Regions from separate parts of the Mus musculus genome. Here region 2 is linked to region 1. Evidence: chromatin loops called from intact Hi-C (ENCODE). Cell type or tissue: gastrocnemius. All regions are shown on one strand. Links, peaks and the distances in the headings refer to the core of each region. The heading gives the core; the rest is flanking DNA.

Region 1 (5,999 bases), core at 605-5,604:
ACTCCTAGAGATTCTGGAACTCAGATCCACCCGCTTCTGCCTCCCAAGTGCTAGGGTTGAAGGTGTGCATCACCACCGATGGGCTTGTTTGCTTTCCAAAATGAGAGAAAGAAAGGGCATGGCGGTGGATGGATGGAGAGTTTGGAAGGATCTGGGAGGGGAAAGCCATAATTGGAATATATTGTATGAAAATATTTTTTGAATAAAACTGTATGGAAAAAAATTGCAGTTCAGTGGTGAAGTTCCAATCCCTTCTCATCACCCGATTGTGCAGAGTTCTGAGTCACAAATATGATGTGAGCCCGGAGGATGGATGAGGGCCAGGCAAGGCTTTTCCAGGAGAGAGGGAGGGAAGACTGTCGCTACAACAGGGACCAACATGTTCAAAAGAAGGGTAGTGTGGATTGTGGTGTCTCCTATTGATTATCCTAAGGATTGTCGCCATAGCCCCTACCATCAGGGGACTCACCAGGGGACCTGTGCTTTGGGGCTTCCTGTCATGTCCCATCTCAGTCTGAGGTGCTGCCTACCTGGTCCCGATCGCTGGCCTTTTATGTTGCACAGCCATGGTCTCCAGGACACTGAATTCCCAAAGCTTGATGCTGGCTCTGACTGGTGCTTCTACGTGATCAGTGCATGCCATTGCTGGTCCAGGAGGATCACAGGAAGGCAGCCTTTGAACTAAAGCTGCTGCTTACAGCTCACTCAACTGCAGGGGAGACGTCTCTCCATGGCCCCTCATCTGTGTCCCTCTTTGAAGAGCCATCATTACACTATCCTTGGGAATGAAGCACTTGACATGATGTCTCTAGAGGAGAAGGAGGTGACTGGGCACTCTCTTGATTATCTATCAAAATAAGCCTTTGTTTCTCATTGAAGCATTAACCAGATCTGGCCCTGCCTAGCTTCAGAGATCAAGCTGGATCAGGTGTGTTTAAGGAGGTAGGATTGTAGACCTAAAATCAATTTTTGTTTGAAGACTTACCTTGCCCACCAGTGCCTTCTCCAGAGACCATGAACTTCCTTGGGAAGGATCATGAAAAGCATTTTGTCTGAACACAGCTCAGGTGGGGGTGGATGTTCAGATCTGAGGTTGGTGTGGACAGTAATGACCTAGGCAGGACCCACCTTGGCACACAGAGGCCCAAGAAGTGGCGCTGAGGGAGTGGTGGGCCTGAGCACTCACAGTGGGTGAAGAAGCACATGAGACAAGGCCCCAAAGCCTCCATATGGACCAGATCTTGCCATGGAGGATGGTAGAGGTCACAGGACACCCCTAGGCATCCTCCGCAGGAATTTGATTGCCTTAAGAATAATTTTTCTGACTTGAGGTCTGAGGATGAGGTGGAAGAAAAGAGACTTCCTCGAGACATCTTAGTCTTGTTCAGTTCTGTCTGCAAATCACAGTGGACCAGCCTCTGTCTGGGCTGCTGGTTCCCTGTGGTCTGTCCACCTGCTGAGCCTGTGCATCCCCTCGCCCGCCCGCAGGAAAGTAAAAGGCGTGCGGTGTAGCATGCCCGGGGCTTAGGGAGCAGGCTCTTAACACAGCAGGGCCCTTCAGATGTTGCCTAACTGACAAGCCCAGGCTGGTGCCTGCCATCATCTGTTCACAAAGACACAGCTTCACAGAGCCTCTGGACTGGAAGAAACATCGGAGGTCAGTCTATTCCAGCTCTTGGTTGGGAACTTGCAGCCCGTTCCAATAATTTAAGAGTTTGTCCTTCTACTGCACCTAAGACCTAGAGACAGTTTGTTCCGATTGCTCCATAGTGTGTCATTAGAAACTTCCCTTACCCGTGGATTGCATTCCTCTGTGAACCCCCACCCCAAGGATGAAGTGTAACACATCTCGGGTTTTTGTGTCTGGCAATGAGGGATGCGATAAGCTCAGATTTGGGAACACAAATCTTTTTGCCCTTCACACTACAGCTATGAGAATGGTCTCCATGGTTACAGCAGCTTCTCAGAGGTGTCTAGATTTTCATTTTTTTCTTTTTTCCTCCAGTCCTCTAAATGTCTAATTTACGAGTAATCAGTTTAGGCAACCTGGAAAGTTTCGAGTGTGTGCGTGAATATCAAGAAACGTATAGCATATATTCAGCACCCCAAAAGTAGGTTGACAGGAAAAATTTTGGCACGTTTTTCTTCTCCCACTCTAAAAAGAAATTTGGGCTGACTTTAAAATGTTCAAGTTAAACAAGATTCAATGAAGGAAGCGTGGTCTTCGGATTCTTCAAAGGCACGTGAGCCTCGGAGGGCCGGGGCTGACCTAATTATGTTTTCTTTAATGTGGAATCGCTATTTGCCCAACACCCCATTTGCATCTCCCCATCACGTTCAAATGGCGGGGACATTGATCTTTTCTTTTTTTTAAAAGCATCCTTTGAACATGAAAGTGTTGCCCTCCCCCCTTGGTTGTTTTTTTTTTTTTTTCTCCTTGTAAGAGCAGCGATAAGGATGGATCGATAATTACATTGTTGGATAAAAATGAATATAAATTTTATTGAAAAAGAACCCCAGCAACAATGTGAGGACAGCATCTTTAACAGCCAGTGGCCCACACTACTCAGCACACACGGGGAGAAATAGTCACCTCTGCGGCTTTACTTACTCCAGATGAAAGGAAATGGCAGACCTCAGATAAACGGCCTTTGAAATCCCACAACAGTGAGCTATATGGTCACACCATTAACCTGGTGTTTACTGCCGGCCAACCAGTACTGTTTAAGAGTTACGAGTTAGCGGAGGGAGAACCCAACCGCTTCAGTAAGCACGGCAAAGAAAATGCCGGACCACTGCGGGAACTTTTCTCCTTTTCAAGTCCTTTGAGAATTTCGCCGAGAGTTTATTGGCAACGTGTCCCTCCTGCTTCACAACAGGAAATGGTTCTTTATATCTAGCTCAAATCCTTCATGCTTCAGTTAATCTATTTACGTCTCTTTAATCTCTGTGGGCCGGGAGGAGTCCGTCCTCGTGGGACAATGTAACATATGGAGAACTCAAAATATTCACAATCAGACAGAGAACAGTCCAGCTGAGCTGGTGGCACTTTTGAAGCAAGCTGAAAGAGCTTAATTGCACCCTTTTGCCTCACCACGCCCCATCCTTCTGCACCCTGGCGCCCATCCTGGGGCCTGCCTGGCAAAACGCTGAGTTTGATCAGTTTCAGCCTGTCATTGCCATAGTAATGAGTGTGATCACAGCGACCCCAGACAGGCATTCCTGTGCCCAGGGTTTCTGTCTCAGGAAAAGCTTTCTGGGCAAGATGCTCAATTCTTAATCCCATCCTATCTTCTCACCACGCCAGGCCAGGGAAGTCTCCCCAGGCTCTTCTGACAGTCTGCAAGACAACGCTGACATTGGCATATCAACCACGAGGATAACTATCCACGATGTGGATGCCGTAGACAGCATAACTTGTCCGCAAGGGACGAGAAAGCACCTAGTGATTTTTAACAAACATCATAAAAAGAGCCAGCTTGGGGGTTTGCAGCGGTGGCAACTTCGCACGTGATCCACCAGGGGGCGCTCGTGCCATTTGATCGGCCAATGAGACTCGTGGACCAGCAGACAAAGAGGGGGATTTGAATAAAAAGCCTTCAAAACGCAGCCTCCAAATTTTCAGGCTGAGCAGCATGCGTGTAAAAATTCATGAAGATTGGATTCGGTTTCGTGTATCTTTGCTTCAGTAAAAAGAAACGCAGGCGTTTTTCCGAGTGCACCTACAGTTGCCTTGACAAAGGGACTACCTGGTTATATGAGGAGGGCGGAGCGTGTGGTTGACCCGGGCCGCTGGGAGAGGCTCGGTCTGGGTCTCTGGTGCTGAGGACAGCTCCTGTTTTGTGGGGTAGCATCCTCCACAAGCTCCAGAATAGATTAATTATGCTGTTTTGAAAAAAACATGGGGATCATTTTCTGCAGGGCTAGCAGTGGCTGTCGCGGCTGTGTCTAGCGAGTGGCAGGGACCGCCGAAGCACTTACTATTTCGTTAAAACATAGCACAGTTCTTACTGCTCATAAAATAAAAGGGGTGAGGAAAGGCTGTTTCCAGGCAGTGCAAACTCCACCGTCTTCTTGTAGTGGAGACAACGCCACCTCCCACCCCACCCCACCCCACTTTGGTGCGTTTTCCAGGCGTGAGTGACAAGATGCTGATGGGCTGAGACTGCCAGAGGACCCTGGACATGAGCCAAGGCAGCTCAGCCCCTAGCAGCCATGCTAATCACAAGTGAGGCTACCCAGTCTGGTGGAGGGGGGCTATGTGGTATCAGGTGGGTAGCAGTGGGGACCTGTGGGAAAGGGGCAGAAGGGAATGAAGAGCTGAAGTTCTGGGCTCCTAGGTCTTCAGATAGGTTCCACTTGGCAGACTGCCCACCCAGAGATGCGGGTGCCTATGGCTGAGTCCTTTGTGTTCACCTCTATAGTCCCAGGATCTAGCATGAGGGGTCAGCCACTTATCGAAGGAGTCTGATGGGCTCTTACTGAGGAAAGACTTGACTGTAGAGGCTGTGAGTATCCCAGGCTGGCTCTGGCGGCAGCTGAGCCTGAGGACATTCCTTAGAGAGCAGTGAGGGATTGGGGGGGGGGGTGGTCCTGAGACAGGCACAGTGAGCAGAGTCCTAGAACCCTGAAATTTGGTAGGGACCCTCCTGGAGCACATCTGTGCACTGGGATGCTACTGCAGGAACCTCTTGTCGGGGGGCTCTCCTCAGGCCTTCCCTGTTTGCAGCAGCCTGCTTTTCCCCCCTCAGCTGTTGCCATGGAAACACCAGCCTCAGGTGCTGCTGAGGGCCAGCTAGGCAGCTCAGGCTTTTTAGGACAGGCCGGAGCAAGTAAGAGGCCCTCAACTGTTCCCAATGGAAGGAAGGTTGAACTCAGGGCAGGGGTTGTCATCTCAGAGAAAGACAGGAGGGAAAATGGCTATGATAGGGCTTTCCTCAGAGACAGAGACCAACACTTTCTCTAGGGGGCAGGTGGTGGTCCCCTCAGCTTGGTTTGGCTTGTAAGGAAGGAGCAACATCTTGTTATCAGACACTATCCCTGGTATCTGATAACTGCTGGGGCTAATCTGCTTGCCCAGGGCCCAGGTCATCAGCCAGGCTACCAGTGGGCTATGTAGGCATTTGAGGCTCCTGAGGATGGCTGGTGGGGGGTGGGGTGGGGCAATCTCCAGGCCCTCAGCTAAACTCTGGTAGGCACATAGAATCGGGGTCTTCACCCTTCCATGTGGGTTGCTGGACCTGCAAACCCACTCCATCCCTGGTCCCCAGCCAGGACATCCGAATGTGCACACGGCTGCTTTCCTGCCCTTAGCACATCTCAGAGATGCTAGGCATCAGGAGACAGCAGCCTCCAGTTGGCTGAGGGTCAGCTGGTTTGCTTTCTACACCCACCCCCTTTGCAAGCTCTTGAAGAGCATGAAGTAGCTAATAGGAGCACTAGGAATGTGGAAGATGGGCAGGCCCGACATTCCCTGGGGTCCAGAAGTAGTGGGGAGAAACACCATGTTACTTGCAGGGGGAGCACACCTTTCTCATAGATTCAGCCTCAAGCACCAGGCAGGCATCGTGGGGAAAGCTTTCAGCACCCGCAACACCTCCGCTTTCCCATTCAGCTCTACAGCAACAAAGTCCTAACACAAGAGCAGGCACAGGCAGGGGTGTACGTTTCACAATACCTTGGATTTACATAGCACCTTTTTCTTCTAGAGGGCCCTGGCCTCTGTCTCTTCTTCCACAGCCACATTGAGTGAGCCTTTGGCGGCACAAATTCCTCAGTGCCTGTGACACAGCAGGGAGATTGAGGCAGAGGGGACTGAAGCAGAGGCCTAGAAGTGGTTTCATGCAGATTAGTGGTGTCCTGGGCTCTCTGCTCTTAGCTTGGGCCCTCCCTGGGCAGGGCTGGCCTTAACCCTGGGGGACCGTGAAGAAATGCAGCCCCTCACTGGTCATTCACTTTGTATTTCAGGATGTAGCTGTAGAAGTTGTGGTTAGCATTCT
Region 2 (5,999 bases), core at 336-5,335, 140 kb after region 1:
TGCCCAGAGAGGTAAGAGTGGGGTCAGAGAGTCCAGAGGAAGTCCTTTCAGAGATGCCAGCAGCCTGTATGTGGACACTTCGGCGGAAGTCCATGGGGTGGTAGAGGCCATATCAGATGTGTCATTATCACTTTTGCAAGACTGCGCCTGAGGGCTGTGTGCATGCAGCACATACGAACTGTGTGGATGAGGAAAAATGGCTTCCTCTCCAGGAGGGGGACTGGCAAAAGAGCTGATTGGGCTGGCCATCTCCTAGCCTGAGTCTGGCTTCATCACCTCTCCCTTCCTCCATCCATGTACCACAGTGATGGATGGCAGCCATTTTCTCCTGCAGGTGCAAGGCCCAGGGGTGTGCGTGATTATCCATGAAGACAGCACGTTCATGTATTCCCCTTAGAAAGAATTAATTACATCTACGTAGAGAAGATAGGAAGAATTTCAAGGACCTGCCCCACTTCAACAGAGTGGGCATAACCAGGACCACAGAGAGGTCCAGATTCCCTGAGTACAGGAGTTAGAAGAAAAACACTTTATCCAGGAAGAAAATTACTTGAGGTCTCATTAATACCATTAAGATTCAGGGCTGACAAGCAAAGGCTGCTTGGTAATTGACTATGGCTGTGCTAGGGAACGAGCCTTTGAAGCAACCACGTTCCCTCTTCCTGCCTCTGCCCGTTGCTGACCTGCTTTGCCACCCCTATCCACTCTTGCTCTGTTGCTGCTTAAGCATAATGTGGGTCTGGTGACCAGCAGCCTGGCAGAAGGGCCGCTGTTTGGAGGGATGGGCCTCTGCAGAGTCCAGGCACGTAGTGGGCACAAAGGTCATAGGCAGACAGGCGTTTCTGTCTGCACTCTCTTTCGTCTGTCCTCAGCTGTGGGTGTCTGTACGCATAGAATCAGTCAGGAACCTCCTTTCAGGAGAATGGTTACTCTCTGCCCGCCCGCCCATCTGCCCCGCCCACCAGCTTCTCCAGCCCACCTGTCTGCCCCACCCACCTGCCCTCCTGGCTCCAGGTCACTGGCTGGCTGGTCCCCATGGTCTTGCTAAATTGACTATGTACAGACCAGCTCTGTGCTGGCTCTCTATCTCTCACCACTTTATTTAGCGTTTTCTCCCCCTTTGTTTATCCCAGCTCTCTTCCTCTCATTGTCTGATGTGGTCAGGATTGTCCTCCACTAGAATCAATCTGTCATTGACTCCTAGCTCCTCTTGAGTAAGCAGCAGACAGGCTTGTAATGCCTAAACTGTCCCTCTGAGAGTCCCCATGCTTCCATTCCTTGACATTGGATGGACTAAGAACCCTCACTTCACATGGAACCAAAGAATTGGAAAAGTGACTTAAAGACACCAGTAGCAGCCAGAGTCAGGGCCAGGGCTAGGGCCTTGCCACCCAGATCCTCCTGGGCATGTACTCTGCAGTGGTGGTCAAGGGCCAGACACAGATCTTGGGCTAGGACAATGCCTTTCTCAGTCCCCCTCATTAAGTGTCCTGGGTATGAAGAGTTTCTCTGCACACAGACTTTGACAAATGGGCAAATAAGGGCTCAGAGAGGGAGGGTCACTTCCTGAGAACCCAGGGCTAGATAACCAGTAAACGCTTAGCTTGGCATTTCTGACTCCATTGCAACGCAAGGCTGTCTTAGGGCACTGTTCTGTGGGACAAGAATATGTTCAAGGCACATTATTAGTATGGATGTGCATCCTGTGGGTATCTGTGAGGCATGTGTGTGTGTGTGTGTGTGTGTGTGTGTGTGTGTGTGTGTGTGTAGAGGTGTTGGGGGCATGTCTAGGCATGTGTGTTGCTACAGTATGTTAAGATCTGGATTTCCTTTTTAGGGAATTCCTTTAGGCAACATTAAGTGCTACTGTTAAATCTTCGGAAAATCTGACAAAATAGTACCCTTGAGTCCAAAGGACCTGCTAAGGGTAAAACAAGGCCTGACAGGGCCCATATCTGTACCTGCCAGGTCTAACACACACACACACACACACACACACACACACACACACACACACACACACACGATAGGGGTCGTGGAGGGTCTTGCAAGGATTTGGGCCACAGGGGTAAGATTCGGTCTTGGCCGCTGAACTTCCTTTCTTGTCCTCTTATGCCCAGAGGTTTCTAGCTGTGCCCTCTATCCAAGAGAGCAGTGGGGTAGGTTATCAGAGGTGACACATCTTATGTTGTTACAGAATGGCCTTGGTGTGAGGACTGCCTCCCTCCTTACAGCCCTGTCATGCCTCAGTCAGGAGCTCGGTTCCCCATGTGTGTTGTTGATGGAGGCAGCCCAGGCTTTGAGTTGATCAAGGCTATAGGATGCTGAGATCTACATCTTTCAAATGTTGTCTTGGAAATTTTAGTATCTCTTGGGGACCTCAGTTACTATCCTGGAAGTGGAGAAGGTGAGTGGGTTTAGAGGATGCGGACCCGTTCTCCCTCCTCTGACCAAGGCATTCGGATTTTTATGTGCTGTGTACACCAAAGCAGTAAGAACTTGGTTGTGCTCTCACTCTGACTTGACTGTACTATGGTTTGAATGAAAAATGTCTCAGGCTCATGTGTTTGACTGTTTAGCCCACAGCCAGTGGCACTGTCTTGTGAGGTTGTGGAACTTTGGGGTGTATGGCCAAGCTAGCAGAGAGGGTCATTGGTGGTGACATCGAAACGGAGATTTGCTTCTCGTTCTTGCCAGAGCCTGCTGCTTGATTGGCTAAGATATGCAGATGGTGTTACTGTAAGTCTGACACTATGCCTGTTGTACAGCAATGCACTTGGATCCTCACAAACTGTAAGCCAAAATAAGCCCCTCCTCCTTGAAGCAGCTTCCATCAGGTATTTGGTCACAGTGATGAGAAAAGTAAAAATATGTCTTGCCCTTTCATTAGTGTTCCTTGAAAGGGCCCAGCCTTCTGCCTTGCTGTCACCGGGACCCTGAGCTGGGGACAGGCAAACATCCAGCCCCTCCAATACTTCCCTTGAGAGGGCTGGGAGTGACGTTCAAGGACATGTCAGCAACTCTCAGATGACTCTGAGATCTCAGCTGCACTCTGGGCTTTCTCTTCATGGGAATCTTAGCCAAGACAAGATGACCCCTGGGCGGGTGTCAAGTCAGCTGCTTCTGACCTCAAAGGAAGGGTGCTAAGTGGGTCACATTGCCTCTGAGAGTCCGTTATGGAGGACCCGGCAGGCGACAAAAGCTCAGAGGGGTGGAGGAACGTCATCCATTCTGGATCATTGCAGTCTCCACACCTGGCATCTGCGGAGCTCCCAGGAGGACGTGCTGAGCCCTGCCCTCTAGTGGAGTATCTGTCAATGGCATCTTATCTTCCGTGGTCTGCACTTTGAAGACAAGGGGGGTGGTATTTGGCTAAGGACAGCCACAGGCTACACTGTGGGCCACTTGGCCTCTGAATGGAATTGGCTCCTGCTCAGTGTGGGATTCTCTGCTAGCTGTCTGGGGCTCGCCCGTCCCTGCACAGCCCCCGCTTCCCACAGTCCTACTCGGGTTCCTCTTCTGTGGCTGTGGCTCTGTTTCAGCATCCTTCCTCCTGCCATCTTTCAGCCTGGATGCTAGGTGGGGAGAAGACCTTGAAGGAAGCCACAGCTTTGCAGCTTCCTCAGCAGGATACCTGTTGCTGGGTACGTGTGAGCTGCATACTCAGAGTCTTCAGCAATAGTCTGAGCCCTGGATGAGGGACTTGGTCCCCGGTTGGAGAAAGGCTCCCACCTCTGGCTCTGCGGGTGATCTGTGCCCCATCCAGGGTTAGCTCCTGCTGTGAAGCATGAGTCAGTGTGACAATTAGTCAGGGTGGCCAGGGGAGCTTGGGATAGTCACTGACTGGGCACTTTTGGGAACTTTCCCAACCCCAGCGGGAGGTTCTCTGCTTCGCACTTCATTGGCAGATTCAAGTATATTTTGTTTGGATGGCAGCTCGGGTTGTGGTGTGTGTGTGTATGTGTGTGTGTGTGTGTGTGTGTGTGTGTGTGTGTGTGTGTATCTGAGAGAGAGACAGATAGAGACCCACTGTCATTCCCAGTCACCTTCCTCTTTATTTATTTTTATTTTTATTTATTATTTATTTTGAGAAAGAGTCTCTTAACTAAACTTGGAACTCAACCATTCAGCTAGACTGGCTGGCCAAAGGACTTCCGAAGTCTGCCTGTCTCTGACCCACTTCTCTGCTGCTGGGATTACAGACATACAGCAGCACTGTGACAGTGTTTACCCTTTGGACTGGGGATCCAAAGGCAGGCCCTCGTGCTTACACAGCAAGCACTCTGCCAGCTGAGCCATTTCTCCTGGCCTGAACTCCTTAACCCCTATATTCCAGCCTCCCCAAACTCAGGTTGAGGTCCCAGGAGGTCATGAAAACATCCCCATGGGATGTGGACACACAGGCAGCTAAGGAATTCTCTCTTTCGAGCACTAAGCCTTGTCAAAGGCTCAGAGGGACCCTAAACATGTAGGGGAGTATATCGTTATCCAGAGGGCTGGTCCATCATGCATTTGAGGAATCAATTTGGGGACTGGAAACCACTTCTGTCCTGACAGCTGATGGGCTAGCTGGGGCACATCTGTCTCTGAGGGCCTGTCCCAAACCTTGACCTTCAAGTTCTGGGATGAGCCCAGGACAGGAGGGAAAAATGTGCATACAGGTACTGATTGCTGCTCCACAGTCTCTGTGTGTGTAAGCATATGTGCCTCTGTCTGTCTGTCTGTCTGTCTGTCTGTCTGTCTGTCTGTCTCTCTGTCTCTGTCTCTCTGTCTCTGTCTTTTTCTCTTTCTCTTTCTCTTTCTCTTTCTCTCTTTCTCTCTGTCTCTCTGTCTGTCTGTCTGTCTGTCTGTCTCTCTCTCTCTCCTCTGTGTGTGTGTGTGTGTGTGTGTGTGTGTGTGTGTGTGTGTGTGTTGTAGATTATGGGAAGACCTGCTGGGGATGTGCGGACAAGGGACCCTACAGTGGTGCAAGGAGTTCTGCAGCCTGACACATGAACACTCACAGGATACAGCTGTAGAGCTCAGTAGAGGATAGTGATTCTGGTGCCATGGGAGTCACTCGGTCTGTGGAGCAAAGAGCTGGAGAGAAACCAGGATGAGCGCTAAGCCTTCTGTGACCTTCCATGGAGGTAAGAAGACAAAGTGCAGGGGAGCAGAAAGGAAGAAAGATGGGACTCGGGACAGCGGAACAATTCCTGTAACAAGGATGGGAAGCCCCCATGGAGAGTGTGACAGCAAAGCCCAACAGGTTCCCAGCCAGGCAGAAGGGCAAGGCACAGGGGTATCCCTAAGCTACTGTCATCCTCTTGAGGGGAGTTGGCTCTGCAGGACATCATTAGCAGTCTGTGGTGTGACATGGGACTGGGTGCTGACATGAATGTACCCGCTGTGACGGTGAACAGAAGGACGGTCGTATGAAGGTTGGAAGGACCACTGTAAAGGACTGAGAAGAACACAACAGAGTGGAGGGCCTTCGGGGAGAACAGGAGTTTGGGGTGCAGAAGCAGCAGGCTAGGGCAGGAGTGTTGGCAGAGACAAGGAAATGACCTCTGGGGCTCTCCTGCAACCTCTTCTGTAAAAAAAACCCCACCGACAGCTCAACATTTCCTGGCCCTTGCCACCTCTGCCTCCCCCCCCCCACCCCGCTTACCTCTCTCTGCTTTCTTCCCCCTCTCTCCTCTTGGTATCTTATTGAGTCTTCTGGGCATGTTCCCCCTTCCCATGAAGTCATGGCTCCGGTTGACATGTATCAAAAATTTTCTTCCAAAAAAGGATAGCATGTTCTACCAGAAGGATTTCACTGAATCAATTTTTCAGCAGCCACTTATTATTCATGCCCTGGGTTAGCTTTATTTTAAGCAGCACTAGGCTTCTGCACTGAACTCTGATCACAGCCGTCACCTTCTCTACCACTCATGGGACCTGGGTGACTTTGGGTCGCACGGTCACGTGATTACGGTGCCCACACAGAGGATACAGTAATGTGTCTTGTGCGAAGG

What was found. Hi-C counts contacts between places; a loop is a spot of excess contacts. Peaks named below come from ENCODE experiments on the same cell type or tissue, not always from the same donor. Only the 100,000 strongest peaks of a DNase experiment are listed, where the experiment ranks them.
Region 2: it touches region 1 in a loop (2.9-fold over the local background); 15 of 42 quality-filtered maps call a loop at or near these places.

The regions. Positions count from the first base shown.
Region 1 is chr9:102,542,723-102,548,721 of GRCm38, reverse strand. It overlaps Ky (kyphoscoliosis peptidase), which reads right to left. Exons shown (of 11, transcript NM_024291.3): 11 at 2,483-5,999. The coding sequence ends at 5,941. Among named protein-coding and RNA genes, the nearest start is that of Gm29387, 14 kb to the left of the region's middle. In gastrocnemius, for the core only: a CTCF peak has its summit at 3,516 (motif pointing right); DNase peaks (open chromatin) are centred at 3,531, 4,230, 4,729, 5,252 and 1 more place; H3K4me3 peaks cover 397 bases; H3K27ac peaks cover 261 bases.
Region 2 is chr9:102,401,103-102,407,101 of GRCm38, reverse strand. No RefSeq gene overlaps it. Among named protein-coding and RNA genes, the nearest start is that of Ephb1, 49 kb to the right of the region's middle. In gastrocnemius, for the core only: a CTCF peak has its summit at 3,300 (motif pointing left); DNase peaks (open chromatin) are centred at 3,325 and 3,855; H3K4me3 peaks cover 1,206 bases; H3K27ac peaks cover 2,440 bases.